Regions from separate parts of the Homo sapiens genome. Here region 2 is linked to region 1. A link is a contact called in ENCODE Hi-C data. All regions are on one chromosome and are shown on one strand. Each heading gives the region's core, a stretch centred on a gene start or an enhancer-like site at or near the end of the contact. The rest is flanking DNA. Distances are from core to core; before and after follow the strand shown. Region 1 overlaps ZNF70 (zinc finger protein 70). Region 2 holds the start of SPECC1L (sperm antigen with calponin homology and coiled-coil domains 1 like).

What was found. Hi-C counts contacts between places; a loop is a spot of excess contacts on that map. Pooled maps may share reads with other maps.
Region 2: a map of psoas muscle shows a loop between it and region 1 (10-fold over the local background). The contact joins the promoter of SPECC1L here to the enhancer-like site in region 1. A Hi-C loop is called at or near these places in 1 of 168 maps with a recorded cell type or tissue (psoas muscle), 2 of 37 single-sample maps with no recorded cell type and 7 of 50 pooled maps.

Annotation. Positions count from the first base shown.
Region 1 is chr22:23,737,600-23,744,281 of GRCh38, forward strand. It overlaps ZNF70 (zinc finger protein 70), which reads right to left. Exons shown (of 2, transcript NM_021916.4): 2 at 1,083-6,682. The coding sequence ends at 6,201. Among named protein-coding and RNA genes, the nearest start is that of ZNF70, 10 kb to the right of the region's middle. Within about 2 kb of position 5,401, at least 6 of the 41 ENCODE cell types and tissues checked have a DNase peak (open chromatin) inside an H3K27ac peak, as active enhancers do; they include psoas muscle, where a contact is called at or near this core.
Region 2 is chr22:24,266,065-24,273,343 of GRCh38, forward strand. SPECC1L (sperm antigen with calponin homology and coiled-coil domains 1 like) reads left to right here and starts at 4,767. Exons shown (of 17, transcript NM_015330.6): 1 at 4,767-4,919. It overlaps SPECC1L-ADORA2A (SPECC1L-ADORA2A readthrough (NMD candidate)), which reads left to right and starts at 4,753. Exons shown (of 20, transcript NR_103546.1): 1 at 4,753-4,919. It also overlaps the pseudogene RPS10P29. RefSeq lists a silencer at 4,556-5,085 and an enhancer at 5,146-5,225.

The sequences.
Region 1 (6,682 bases), core at 4,151-6,650:
AGGCTGAGGCAGGAGAATCGCTTGATCCTGGTTGCAGTGAGCCGAGATCGCACCACTGCACTCCAGCCTGGGCTACAGAGCAAGACTTCATCTCAAAAAAAAAAAAAAAGAAAGAAAGAAATACTTCAAAACACTAATAGTGTAATAATCAACTGCACCTGATAGTTTGCTAAGCATGTTTGCATTCCTTATACCACTGAGGCCCCCAAGGCTGTGAGTGTCATCATTCCCCCATGTTATAGCTTAGGACCCTGAAGTCAGAGGCTGTAACTTGAGGAATGGGCTCAGGGCAGATCTTGGCACTGAACCCAAATGTGACAAGAAGAGAGACAGGTGGGCCCAATGGCAGACCTCTAGTCTATCCAGAAATGACACTCCACATATGGTTAATAACTCCTAGAGATGGGAGTGAGGGGTGAGCATGGCTTTTTGAGGTTAAATTAGTTAATATATATTAAAATATTAAAATGAAAATAAATTATGCCTTGCTCAATAGTATTAATGATAGAACTTCTCGTACAAAAATAAATTACAGAAAGAACCAGAAAACAAACTCTAACAATTTGTTGTTTATGTAGATGTATAGCAAAATATATACACAAATTTAAAAAACAAAATGCTGAGCTAAACTCTACCAGGCAAATTCAAGAAAAGCAGGGGGCTTCAATTATAATATTTGGAAAAGACAAGTTTAAGCTAGAAATATTAAAAGAGGCAAAGAGGGTACTTAGCATAGTTTTTCTTTTTCTTTTTTTTTTTTTTTTTTTGAGATGGAGTCTTGCTCTGTCACCCAGGCTGGAGTGCAGTGGCACAATCTCTGCTCATTGCAACCTCCACCTCCCGGGTTCAAGTGATTCTTCTGCCCCAGCCTCCCAAGTAGCTGGGATTACAGGCACAAACCACCATGCCCAGCTAATTTTTTGTATTTTTAGTAGAGATGGGGTTTCACTATTATGGCCAAGCTCGTTTCAAACTCCTGACCTCAAGTGATCCGCCCACCTTGGCCTCCCAAAGTGCTAGGATTACAGGCATGAGCCACTGTGCCTGGCCGAGTTTTTCAATATATCACTATTAAATATATATGCCCCAAACATGATACTTATTTATTGATAATTCATACCCTGCCTATTTCTCAAAAATGACTTGAGAAAAACTGCACAACATAGCGACAATACACATACAGAAATTAAAAGTGAAACAGGAATACATAGAGATATAACACACAAACATCAAACTATGATTAGATCAGGTAAATGAGTGTTCTGAACTGCTTTGGTGTCACAGAGGCATTTAAAAATATAGTAAATACTACAGATCCTTGTCCCAGCAAAATTCCTTCAAGCACATACCCAGCTTTGTTCGATCCCTAGGGGTCTGCAACTCCTAAACCCCTACATGCTAAAGACTCCTAGGCAGGCCATGGACCCCCAGATTAAGAACTCTAAAGTAAATGAAAGTCAGAGAAAATATGGATTTGAATAAAATAATGAAAAAATTGAGTTAACAAATAGAACTGGTAGAATAAAAACACATTTTGAGATTACACAAATGCTTTTATAAAAACTGATAATATATTCAGGCCCAAAGAAGTCCTATGGACACTTAGAAATGTTGACACCACAGTACAGTAAGAAATAAGCAGCAATACCCTAAGCATTCATCACTTAGAAATTTTTTTTATATATATTTTTTTTGAGACAGAGTCTAGCTCTTTTGCCCAGGCTGGAGTGCAGTGGCACCACCTCGGCTCACTGCAAGCTCTGCCTCCCGGGTTCACACCATTCTCCTGCCTCAGCCTCCCAAGTAGCTGGGACTACAGGCGCACAGCTGCCTGTAGCCACCACGCACGGCTAATTTTTTGTATTTTTAATAGAGACAGGGTTTCATCGTGTTAGCCAGGATGGTTTCGATCTCCTGACCTCATGATCTGCCCGTCTTGGCCTCCCAAAGTGCTGGGATTACAGGCTTGAGCCACCGCTCCCGGCTATTTTTTGTTTTTGTTGTTGTTGTTTTCCCCGAGATGGAGTCTTGCCCTGTCACCCAGGCTGAAGGGTAGTGGCACAATCTTGGCTCACTGCAACCTCCGCCTCCCGGGTTCAAGCGATTCTCCTGCCTCAGCCTCCCGTGTAGCTGGGATTACAGGCACCCGCCACCATGCCCAGTTAATTTTTGTATTTTTAGTAGAGACGGGTTTTCACCATGTTGGCCAGGCTGGTCTTAAACTCCTGACCTCGTGATCCACCCACCTCGGCCTTCCAAAGTGCTGGGATTACAGGTGTGAGTCACCATGCCCGGCCCACTTAGAAATATTTTTAAATAATAACATTTGGGCAAAAGGAAATTCTTAATACTATAACAAAAAACACCACGTCAAAACTTACGGAGTGCAGACAAAGCTGTCACTCTAAGGAGAAGAAGAAATAAAAAAATGCCGAGCGCGGTGGCTCACACCTGTAATCCCAGCACTTTGGGAGGCCGAGGCGGGCGGATCACGAGCTCAGGAGATAGATACCATCTTGGCTAACACGGTGAAACCCCGTCTCTATTAAAAATACAAAAAATTAGCCGGGCGTGGTGGCGGGTGCCTGTAGTCCCAGCTACTTGGGAGGCTGAGGCAGGAGAATGGTCTGAACCTGGGAGGTAGAGCTTGCAGTAAGCCGAGATCGCCCCACTGCACTACAGCCTGGGTGACAAAGCAAGACTCCATCTCAAAAAAAGAAAAAAGAAAAAAGAAAAAAAAAGGTAGGACAACAAAAACAAAGAACAACTAAATTAAAAGATAATTGATTAAAATATTGCCAGGGATGATCTTTTATAACTTTACACTGTTTGAGAATCTAAATAGAATGAGAGAGTTTAAAAAAAAAAATCTAATAAGCTGGCTGGGCACATGGCTCACGCCTGTAATCCCAACACTTCAGGAGGCCAAGGCAGGCAGATCAGGAGGTCAGGAGTTCGAGACCAGCCTGGCCAACATGGTGAAACCCCATCTCTACTAAAAATACAAAAGTTAGCCAGGCGTGGTGGCACATGCCTGTAATCCCAGCTACTCAGGAGGCTGAGGCAGGAGAATCACTTGAACCCGGGAGGCAGAGGTTGCAGCAAGCCAAGATCGCACCACTGCACTCCAGCCTGGGTGACAGTGAGACTCTGTCTCAAAAAAAAAAAAAAAAAAAAAAAAACTAATAAAACAAGGAAAGAATTTGAACAGAGGGAATGAGGCTCTGGTCATACTTCCAAAAAAGAACCTGGTCTTACCATGTTTATCTGTTAACCCTTGGGAGAGAGGGGGGATCTTCATCTCCACGTTACACAAAAATTAGAAAGAGAGAGGGAGGGAGAGGAGGAGAAAGTGCACATTTCAAAATGCAAGAACAGCACAGAATTATGAGCTGGGAGTGATGCTGGAGTGGGCAGGGGCGGCCTGATCTCCATGCGGCTTGCTCAGAGTGGGTAAACCAGGTTGGCTGAAACGAGGGTTTACGTGCAGGAAAGCTCCTGAAAGTTGGTTTTAAGGAGAGTGGTGACTTGTGCAAAATGATGCTTTAAAAATCAATTTGGCTGGGGTGTGCAGGAAGGATGGGGAGGGAGAAACCAAAGATAGGTAACAGACATTTGCCAGATGATAACGGTGGGGAAGAGGGGCAGGTGTAAAGAGGAGGTAGATCTTTCAGGGACCCCTGCTTGATGCCGCCTGCTGTCCCCACTGCATCCTAGCATTCTCTCTTCACTCTTGATAGAGACAGGCCTGAAATGACAGGCCACTTGCAGGCAATGCCCAGGGCACCATCCAGTCAGTCCAACTGGTTACACAGAGGGTTCTGGTGGACAATGGAGTGCTGGTTAAATGTTAAATGTTTCACATACGTAGCAAAGACAGGGGCTGGACAGAGGCATGGCTGGAACTCCCACCATGACCTCTCCAGCCCATCATATCTGTCATTTGGAAATCTCTGGCCTATCAAGACCCACTTAGTAACAGTTATGGCTTTCCCATGTTTATTCATCAAAACTAGGCATAATGGCCATGCTGAGCTTCTGATCAGCTGAAATACCCAGTGTTACCATGATGAGTTCATGTTAGCCCAGCCATAAATGTTTAGGAAACTTCAAAACAGCCTAGACTGCCTCCTTCCCCACTAGCTCTGAGGAGCCCAAGGGAAGCCAGGACTAAAGAGATCCCCAAGGCCCCAGCCAAACACTTTCCAAGCGCCCAGCTGACCATCAGCCTGAGCCCATCCCTGAGGCTCCGGGTGCGGGGAGCAGGGAGTGAGGGCACTGAGACAGAATGGCCTTCAAGCTCTGCTCAGCCAAAGCCAGCAGGCTGACATTGGAAGCTGTCGAGGGATGCACAAAAACCCAGCATGGGCCAGGTGTGGAGGCTCATGCCTGTAATCCCGGCACTTTGGGAGGTCAAGGCGGGCAGATCACGAGGTCAAGAGATCGAGACCATCCTGGCCAACATGGTGAAACCCCGTCTGTACTAAAAATACAAAAAATTAGCCAGGCATGGTGGCACGCACCTGTAGTCCCAGCTACTCAGGAGGCTGAAGCAGGGGAATCGCTTGAACCCAGGAGGCAGAGCTTGCAGTAAGCCAAGATCACGCCACTGCATTCCAGCCTGGCAACAGGGCAACACTCCATCTCAAAAAAAAAAGCCCAGCACAGGGCCCACAGCCTGGCTGCACACTAGGAAGTTATAATCACCTGGGGAGCTTTAAAACATGCCACCACTGGGGCTGACTGAACTGGTCCAGGTGGGACACAAGCAATGGTACTGTTTAAACAAGCCCCACGTGAACTCCTAGTTGGCAGGCGGGGAAGACAGACAGAATGTGGAAGTGCAGAATGACACTGCTGCTACAGGAGGCTCAGGATGGCATCCTAGAGGAAGTGTCCTTGTGTGGGACACTGCATCCGCAGGCATACACAGCCCAGGCTGCAAGGGGTGGAGGGAGAGAAAGCCCTGTTCAATGAGAGGTCCCACTGCTCAGAAACCAGACGGGAACATCTCTCCAGTCCGTGGAAATGCACAGGGGTGGGGCAGGGGTCACTCTGGGTCTCTGTCCTCAGTCACCATGACTGCTCACAGTTGCCAAAGCACTTTCACAGTGGCTGTGTTCTGAATGACAGCCTGGCACCAACCCTTAGAGGCACGTGGCCAGTTCCCATTACCCCAACTCTTGGATGGGGGAATGGAGCCTGGGGAAGTTACAGGACTTGTTCAAGCTCACCCAGGTAGGAGGGGGTGGAACTAGGACTTGAACCCAGACCTTCTGATTAGAACACAGCCTCCTCCAACAAGCCACCCAGCTTCCCAGGTCCCCTGACACTGGGGCAGGAGGGCTGCATCATTGCCAGAACAGACCAGACCCAGGCCCTGCTGATGTCCAAGGCACACTGTGGTCTTGGGGACACTATGTCTCAGGGAGGGGTTATTCCTGGAGGGCAGTCATGTCCGGTGTCCAGGCTGAGTCACGGCTGGGTGTCAAACATCCTCTGGCCAACAGGATCAAATCTCTATCCTCCTGTAACAGAGCTGTCTGAGGGAAACTGCCCTAGGGCTAAGGAGAGGGTTAAGAGGCCACGCCCAGGGGCTCACCACCCTCATCCCCAATCTCAAGACCCACCCTCCAGACCTGCCTTTGCTCTGCAGACCTGTTTTGGTTGTCCCCACCAATGCCCAACGCAGTGAGAAAATTCTACTTTGCTGCTGACACATCTACTTTTGAATTCATTTTTCTTCTACTGCTTTGGACTGTGAGTGTGGTTTCTGTCTTCTAAAAGTGCCAGACTGCAGCCTGTTTTAAAGAGTTCTTCTGATATTTTCCTGGGTTTAATTCAACTTTCTCCCTCTTGGCATTTATTCTTCTAGATTCTGGGAAATGTGAAGACAGGGCAAAATGAAATCCTGTAGGCTTGGGAGTCAAATGCAAGAAGGAGAAACTGAAGGCCAGCTGTCTTTTCTGGCTGCCCTCCCTATCACCCCACCTTCCCTTCCATGCAGAAAACCTGCTGAGAGCTGGCGTGCTTGGCCCAGGGCCACACAGGGCCTTCCTGCTAGTGGGATGTTCAAGAGCGCTTAGGTGGGAAGGTTTCCATTCAGCATCAGGGAGGTAGGTGGGGTCTTGGAGACCACGCGACGTGGAATAAAGGCTCCATCTGGCACAGGCTTTCAAGCTTTGTGTGGGCTCCTCTTTCTATAGCTTCTCCCCAGAATGAATCTTCTGATGGCGAATCAGGTGCGAGCTCCCCCGGAAGGACTTGCCGCACAGATTGCACACGTAGGGCTTCTCTCTGGTGTGGGTTTTATAGTGCTCAATGAGGGCTGACCGGTGCCGGAAGGCTTTGCCACACTCGCAGGTGTAGGGCTTCTTGCCGGTGTGGATTCTCTGGTGCTGGATCAGCGCAGAGCTGTGGCAAAAGGCCTTGCCACACTGACAGCACTCGTAGGGCTTCTCACCGGTGTGGATGCGCTGGTGCTCAATGAGGGAGGAGCTCTGGCTGAAGGCTTTCCCACACTTCTGGCATTTGTAGGGCTTCTCGCCAGTGTGGGTCTTGCGGTGCTCAATGAGGTTGGAGCTCTGGCTGAAGGCCTTCCCGCACTCATCGCATTTGTATGGTTTCTTCCCAGTGTGGATCCGCTGGTGTCGGATGAGGTGTGACCTGTGACAAAAGGCTT
Region 2 (7,279 bases), core at 3,517-6,016, 530 kb after region 1:
CAATGGTCAAACTTAAACACCTTCAGAGGTTGGGTAATATCAGTGAGTAAAATGGACCAGGCAGAGCACAAAGCGGAATGGTGCAGACTGTGGCAAGTTGAGAACTTATGCCTCTGTAAAGGGGGCAGCCACCACTCATTTACTGCCGATTACTCTATCTTTGCTGAGGACAGTTGCACAGGTAGTGCACTGCAGAAGGGTAACACCTTAGAGGGGTGTCATTTGCATCATAGATGCAAAATTCACAGGCGAAGACTGATGTAGTTTGTCCCTAAAGTTTTGCTTTGATTTGCAGATATTTATCCATGGCAGTTTCCTGAAAGATGTCTATAGAAGGTTTTGAGGAATGGGCACCTTTTAATTTGCTACTAAACTAAACCCCAAGGGCCCATTATATGCCAGCACGGTCCTAGAGATTCCACACTCATTCAGTTCCTTTTCATCATAGGAAGTGGGCATTATAATATCAGGTCCACTGTAAGAGGTGGAGCCTGGGCATGGTGGCTCATGCCTATAATCCCAGCACTTTGGGAGGCCTACCTGTGCAGATCGCGGGAGCCCAGGAGTTTGAGACCAGCCTGGGCAACACGGTGAAACTCTGCCTTTACAACACATATAAAACGTTAGCTGGGCTTGGTGGCATGTCCCTGTAGTCCTAGCTATTCGGGAGGCTGAGATGGGAGGATCGCTTGAGCCTGGGAGGTCAAGGCTGCAGTGAGCCCAGATTGCACAACTATACTCCAGCTTAGGCCACAGAGCAAGACCTTGTCTCAAAAAATACAGTAAAATAATAAAAAGAAAGAAAGAGAAAGGAACAGATCAATAGGTACAATAAAGTAACGTTTGTATAAAAAAAGCAAAAGAACATATTTGTTTATTTGGATATTTGTTTATATTCATAAACTATCTCTAGAAAGATACCAAGAAACTGAATCTATTTGGTTGTATCTGAGAAACTACAGGAATAGGGATGGGGTTGAGATGGTGCCTTCTGAATTTTGAAATATACAAATGTATTGTCTATTTAGAAATAAATGGGCCAGGTGTGGTGGCTAGGCTGGGTGCGGTGGCTCTCGCTTGTAATCCTGGCACTTTGGGAGGTCGAGACTGACAGATCACTTGAGGTCAGGAGTTTGAGACCAGCCTGGCCAACATGGTGAAACTCCGTCTCTACTAAAAATATGAAAATGGCCAGGTGTGGTGGCTCACCCTGGTAATCCCAGCACTTTGGGAGGCTGAGGCGGGCGGATCACCTGAGGTCAGGAGTTCGAGAACAGCATGACCAACATGGAGAAACCCCATCTCTACTAAGAATATAAAATTAGCCTGGTGTAGTGGCGCATGCCTGTCATCCCAGCCACTCAGGAGGCTGAGGCAGGAGAATTGCTTGAACCCGGGAGATGGAGGTTGTGCCGAGCCGAGATTGCGCCATTATACTCCAGCCTGGGCAACAACAGCAAAACTTTGTCTCACAAAAAGAAACAACAACAACAGCAACAACAAAACACACACACAAAAATTAGCTGGGTGTGGTGGTGGGTGCCTATAATCCCAGTTACTCAGGAGGCTGAGGCACGAGAATTGCTTGAACCTGAGAGGCGGAGGTCGCAGTGAGCCAAGATCAGGCCACTGCACTCCAGCCTGGGCAATAGAGCAAGACTCAATCTCTAAATAAATATATAAAATAAATAAACAGTATTAAGACAAAAATCATAAGGACATTACATAAACCACGTTATGCCAGTGATTTTTTAAAATATCAAAACAGGCAGTTTTATAGAAAAATACAACTTCAGGCCAGGTGGGGTGCTTGTAATCCCAGCACTTTGGGAGGCCGAGGTTGGTGGATCACCTGATCTCAGGAGTTCGAGACCAGCCTGGCCAGCATAGCAAAACCCCAACTCTACCAAAAATACAAAAATTAGCTGGGCGTGGTGGCACATGCTTGTAACCCTAGCTACTTGGGAGGCTGAGGCGGGAGAATCACTTGAACCTGGGAGGAGGAGGTTGCAGTGAGCCAAGATCACGTGACTGCAACAGAGAAATTCTGTCTCAAAAGAAAAATATAACTTCATAAAAACGAAGTAGGGAGAAACAGAAAAGTTTGTCTAGATCTAGAACCATCAAAGGAATTGAATGTTTATTTTAAAATCTGTATCCCGGCCGGGCGCAGTGGCTCAAGCCTGTAATCCCAGCACTTTGGGAGGACGAGGTGGGCGGATCACAAGGTCAGAAGATCGAGACCATCCTGGCTAACATGGTGAAACCCCATCTCTACTAAAAATACAAAAAATTAGCCGGGCCTGGTGGTGGGTGCCTGTAGTCCCAGCTACTCGGGAGCCTGAGGCAGGAGAATGGCGTGAACCCGGGAGGCGGAGCTGGCAGTGAGCCGAGATGGTGCCACTGCACTCCAGCCTGGGCGACAGAGCGAGACTCCGTCTCAAAAAAAAAAAAAAAAAAAAAAAAATCTGTATCCCATCCCCTCAAAAATCTCACAAAAAAACAAAACCAAAGAAAAGTACCTGGCCCAGATGATTTTATGGACAGCAAACATTAAAAAGAACATAAAGTTTTTATCTTCTACATAATTTTTAAAAATTAATTATTTATTTTTGACAGAAAGTCTCGCTTTGTAGCCCAGACTGGAGTGCAGTGGCGTGATCTCTGCTCACTGCAACCTCTGCCTCCCAGGTTCAAGCAATTATCCTGCCTCAGCCTCCAGAGTAGCTGGGATTACAGGTGTGCCCGGCTAATTTTTTGTATTTTTAGTAGAGATGGGGTTTCACCATGTTGGCCAGGCTGTTCTTGAACTCCCGACCTCCGGTAATCCGCCCACCTCGGCCTCCCAAAATGCTAGTTTTACAAGCGTAGGCCACAGTGCCCAGCCTAGATAATCTTTCAGAAAAAGAAGCAAATGGAATTCTCCCCAACTCACTGTGAATTTAGTATAGGCTTAAAACCAAACCAGACATAAATAGTACAAGGAGGCAAAAGTATGGACTAACTTCTTATGGACATATATGCAAAAACGCTAAATAAAATATTAGCAAATAATCCAGCAATGGATTAAACATGTATCACGACCAAGTTGGGGTTTTCCTAGGAAACTAAGATTATGTAATAAAAGAAAAAACTATTAAAGTAGTACAAACTATCAAAGGAAAAAACCTGTATGATCATTGCAACAGGTTCATTTGCGACATAATACAATTTTTTTCTTTTTTTTTTTTTAAGTCTTTTTGGCTGTAAGTTTATTCAATGCAAAATAATCCTCTCCAATTCTACTGAGGTGGCTGACGGTGTCCACGACCAAATTTGCCTCTAAACTGGAATTCGGTTGCTGACCCAGCCCCAGCCTCGGCTTTCTTGTCGGCACCAGGGGGCACAGCACTCCTTCTGTAGGTATCTCTGTCGGCTTCTCCTCTTGTGAGTCTTGCAGGTCGCTCACCCTCCAGACCTTTAGACCGAGGCCTGCCAGTCCCTGGACGGCTGCGGCGTAGGGTGGCAGGCACAATCTCCAGGGGCAGATGAAGGTAATCACGGAGATACTGGATATCCTCATTGGTAAGGTACCAGTAGACATGTCTCCAGGCAAACTGTTCCTTCACGTAGTAGCCTCGGGACTACATGACAGGAAGGTTGGGCACACACATTCTTTTTTTTTTGAGAGGAGTCTCACTCTGTCGCCCAGGCTGGAGTGCAGGGGCGCGATCTCGGCTCACTGCAACCTCCGCCCCCTGGGTTCAAGCAATTCTCCTGCCTTGGCCTCCCGACTAGCTGGGATTACAGGTGTCTGCCACCGCGCCTGGCTAATATTTTTGTATTTTTAGTAGACACGGGTTTCACCATCTTGGCCAGGCTGGTCTTGAACTCCTGACCTCGTGATCCGCCCGCCTCGGCCTCCCAAAGTGCTGGGATTACAGGCCTAAGCCACCGCGCCCGGCCGGGCACATTCTTGTCTGCCAACTCCAGGTGCTTAGGCATGTGGACATCCTTCTTGACCACCGTGACTTCCTCTTTAAAAAGGAGTTCATAAATGGCAATCCGGTTTTTCTTAGGCATCAGCATTCTGGGGAGGAGCAGCCGCTAAGGTGGCAGGGTGGCCCGGATGGGGGCCGATGGAACTCGAACTCCCCCAGAATTTCTTTAATATTTTATATATATATATATATATATATACATATATATATGTATATATATACACATATATATACATATATATATACGTATATATATATGTATATATATACATATATATATACGTATATATATATACGTATATATATATGTATATACATATATATATACATATATGTTGCTCGCTTATTCTTTTTGTCTGTTCCCTTATGTACCGGGAGTGCCAGGAGGACAGGGCTTTGTGTTTTCCTCACTGCTGTCTGGCTCATGCATAGCACAGTCCTTGGCACACGGTAAACACGCTGAGGAGAACTTTTGGGACTAGCGGACTCTGAGCATCATTCCGCTGGGCCCAGTGGGGCCTCTGAAGGGACCCGCCTTGCCCGGCTCCAGCCCAAGACCTGAGGCATGCGCACCGGCTGGCCGGCTACTTTCTTGACCGGCCAAGTGGCAGAGCGGCTGCGCGACCCAGTGCCGAGACGGACGCGAGCCGGAGATGGGGGAAGGGGAGGGGGTGGTGGTGGGGGACGGCGGCGCCTGCGCAGTGAAGGAATGTAGGCGGGGCCTCCACGACGCCTGCGCAGACGGCCGCAGCCCTGCTGGGCGCGAAGGGGCTGGCCAAGGGCGGGGCCCGCGAGGGAGGCCGGGCGGCCCGGCAAGCGGCGCTGCGGGGTAGGCTGCTTTCCTGAGGCCGGACTCAACGGGTCTCGGCTGAGCCACCGGGTGAGCTCACCGCCCAGCCCAAACCAGGAGATTGCGAGGGAGCGATGCGGTGCAGCGCGGTAAGAGCAGCAGCCGGGTTCCCGCAGTGTTCGCTGGCGGGTTGGTTTATCGCCTCAGCGCCGCCCGCGCTGCCGCGCCCGGGCGTCCCCGCAGACCCCGGCAGGCCCAGCGCCTGCGCCGTCTCTGCTCCTGGGCCCCTCCAGTGTGTCCCGCGCCTGCGCCTTTCCCTTCCCGCGCCGTCCTCGTTCTGGGCTTCGGGGCTTCTGGAACAACCCGCAGGCTTCGCCGCCGAGACCCACTGGCCTTCGTCCGTTGGTGTTGGGGTTCAGCTGGTTCTGGGACCCCGCTTGCGGCTTGACTGTGTGCAGACAGGCCGGGTGCGACCCTCGTGCTTGCCTTTCCGCCGCTCCGGGAGAGGCTGGGGCTGCCGCCCCATCGCCCGGGTCCCTTGCCTGGGGCGGGGACAGCGTTGTTCAGTGGCCCCGAGGGCGCAGAGCGGAGGAGCAGGGGCCACAGGCGGCGGACCCCGGGCCTGCTGCCGGTGCTGCTTCTGCTGTGGCCGGCGCCCGAGGCGGACGGAACGTCCTTTTTTCTTGAGACGTGGTTAATTGCATCAGGTTGGATGTGAATAATCCGGTACCTGTCTGAGGAAATTTTGCGTTTCCAGGAATTTGGTAATTGTATTACCTTAAGTAGTTAAGTCTAAGACATCATAGTCGCGGCACGTTGGGCAAGCTGCCCTGGAGATGACGAAAAGAAATCAGTTTCCAGTAGTTTTAGCCCATTTACAGAACACGCAAAAATTCTGTGATCATTCAAATGCGGGGAACCTTGATTTGTTGATATCCTTGATCATTTGTCCAAGTACCAGAAGGGCGAGGAAAAGATTCCCGTGAACAGCCCAGGTGATTTCAGGGAACAGTGTTTTCTTTTGTCAAAAGAGCCTCTTAAGCCATGATAATATTTCCCAAGCTTATAACAGATACAAGCCTTTAAAAAATGGCATTTGCTGTCACCCAGTAGGACACATCTTGAGATGAAATCAGAGCTGTAGGCTTTGTAGACAACAGCAGTCATTTCTGGTGGCTTCAGGGAGTGGAGGGGGACTGCAATTTTGCCAATGTAGGTGATACCAAAGGGACTATAGTAATTTTTTCTTCGTAATTAAAAACCAGGCCAGGCGCGGTGCCTCATGCCTGTAATCCCAGCACTTTGGGAGGCCGGGGCGGGCGGATCACCTGAAGTCAGGAGTTCAAGACCAGCCTGACCAACATGGTGAAATCCTGTCTCTACTAAAAATACAAAAAGCGCGCGCCTGTAATCCCAGCTACTCAGGAGGGTGAGGCAGGAGAATCGCTTGAACCCGGGAGGCGGAGGTTGCAGTGAGCCGAGTTCGCGCCACTGTACCCCAGCCTGGGCTACAGAGCGAGGCTCCGTCTCAAAAAAACAAAAACCAGATATAACAAGGCCGAGCTCCCTGGCTCACGCCTGTAATCACAGTAGTTTGGGAGGCCGAGGCGGGTGGATCACCTGAGGTTAGGAGTTCGATACCAGCCTGGCCAACATGGTGAAACCCCGTCTCTACAAAAAATATAAAAATTAGTCGGGCGTGGTGGCACACGCTTGTGATCCCAGCGGCTCGGGAGGCCGAGACAGGAGAATTGCTTAGGAGGCAGAGGGTGCAGTGAACCGAGGTCTCGCCACTGCACTCCAGCCTGGGCGACAGAGTGAGACTCTGTCTCAAAAAAAAAAAAAAACAGCTATTACAATATACATGTATGTTGTAAAATAACCAAACCAACATAGAAGGGTATATAGTGAAAGGAGAAGTATTGTTGTGGGTAAAATTGTTTCAATAAATGGCTAATCCAGTATTTTTTTCCTCCAAAAAAACACCTTTTCCCCTTTGATTTAGTGTATACCACACAGAGTCGCTTAGCCGATTCAGTGACTTTTTTGATAGCTGGAGAATGCTTCCTAATGGTTGCAGGTGTGTAGGGGTTTTCTTGACATTTTCAGTAAGAAAGTGAATGTTGTGCCATAGGAAAGCTTTATCACAGGTGCACGTTGGTAGCCAACTAAATAACGTGAGTGTCAAGTACAGTATCTAGTGAGTGGAGAATAACTGTAATAATTACAATTACAGTTGTAGTTAAAGTGAAGTTTGTATCAAAATTTCTGTTTCAAAGGTGAACTTTTAGGAGGTGTATCTGCGGTGTTTCTTCCTCAGATGTGATTTCTCTGAAGCAGTGGTTCTCTATAACTGACTTGACACACAGTGCATCTGATATTTCGAATGACTTAAGTGATAGTATCAAAATTACTATCATATACATATTTAAATCACATGACTAACCTGTGTGTGGTATTATGCAAACTGCTCAGCTCAGTAAGGGAACAGAAATAAGAAAAAAAGGAC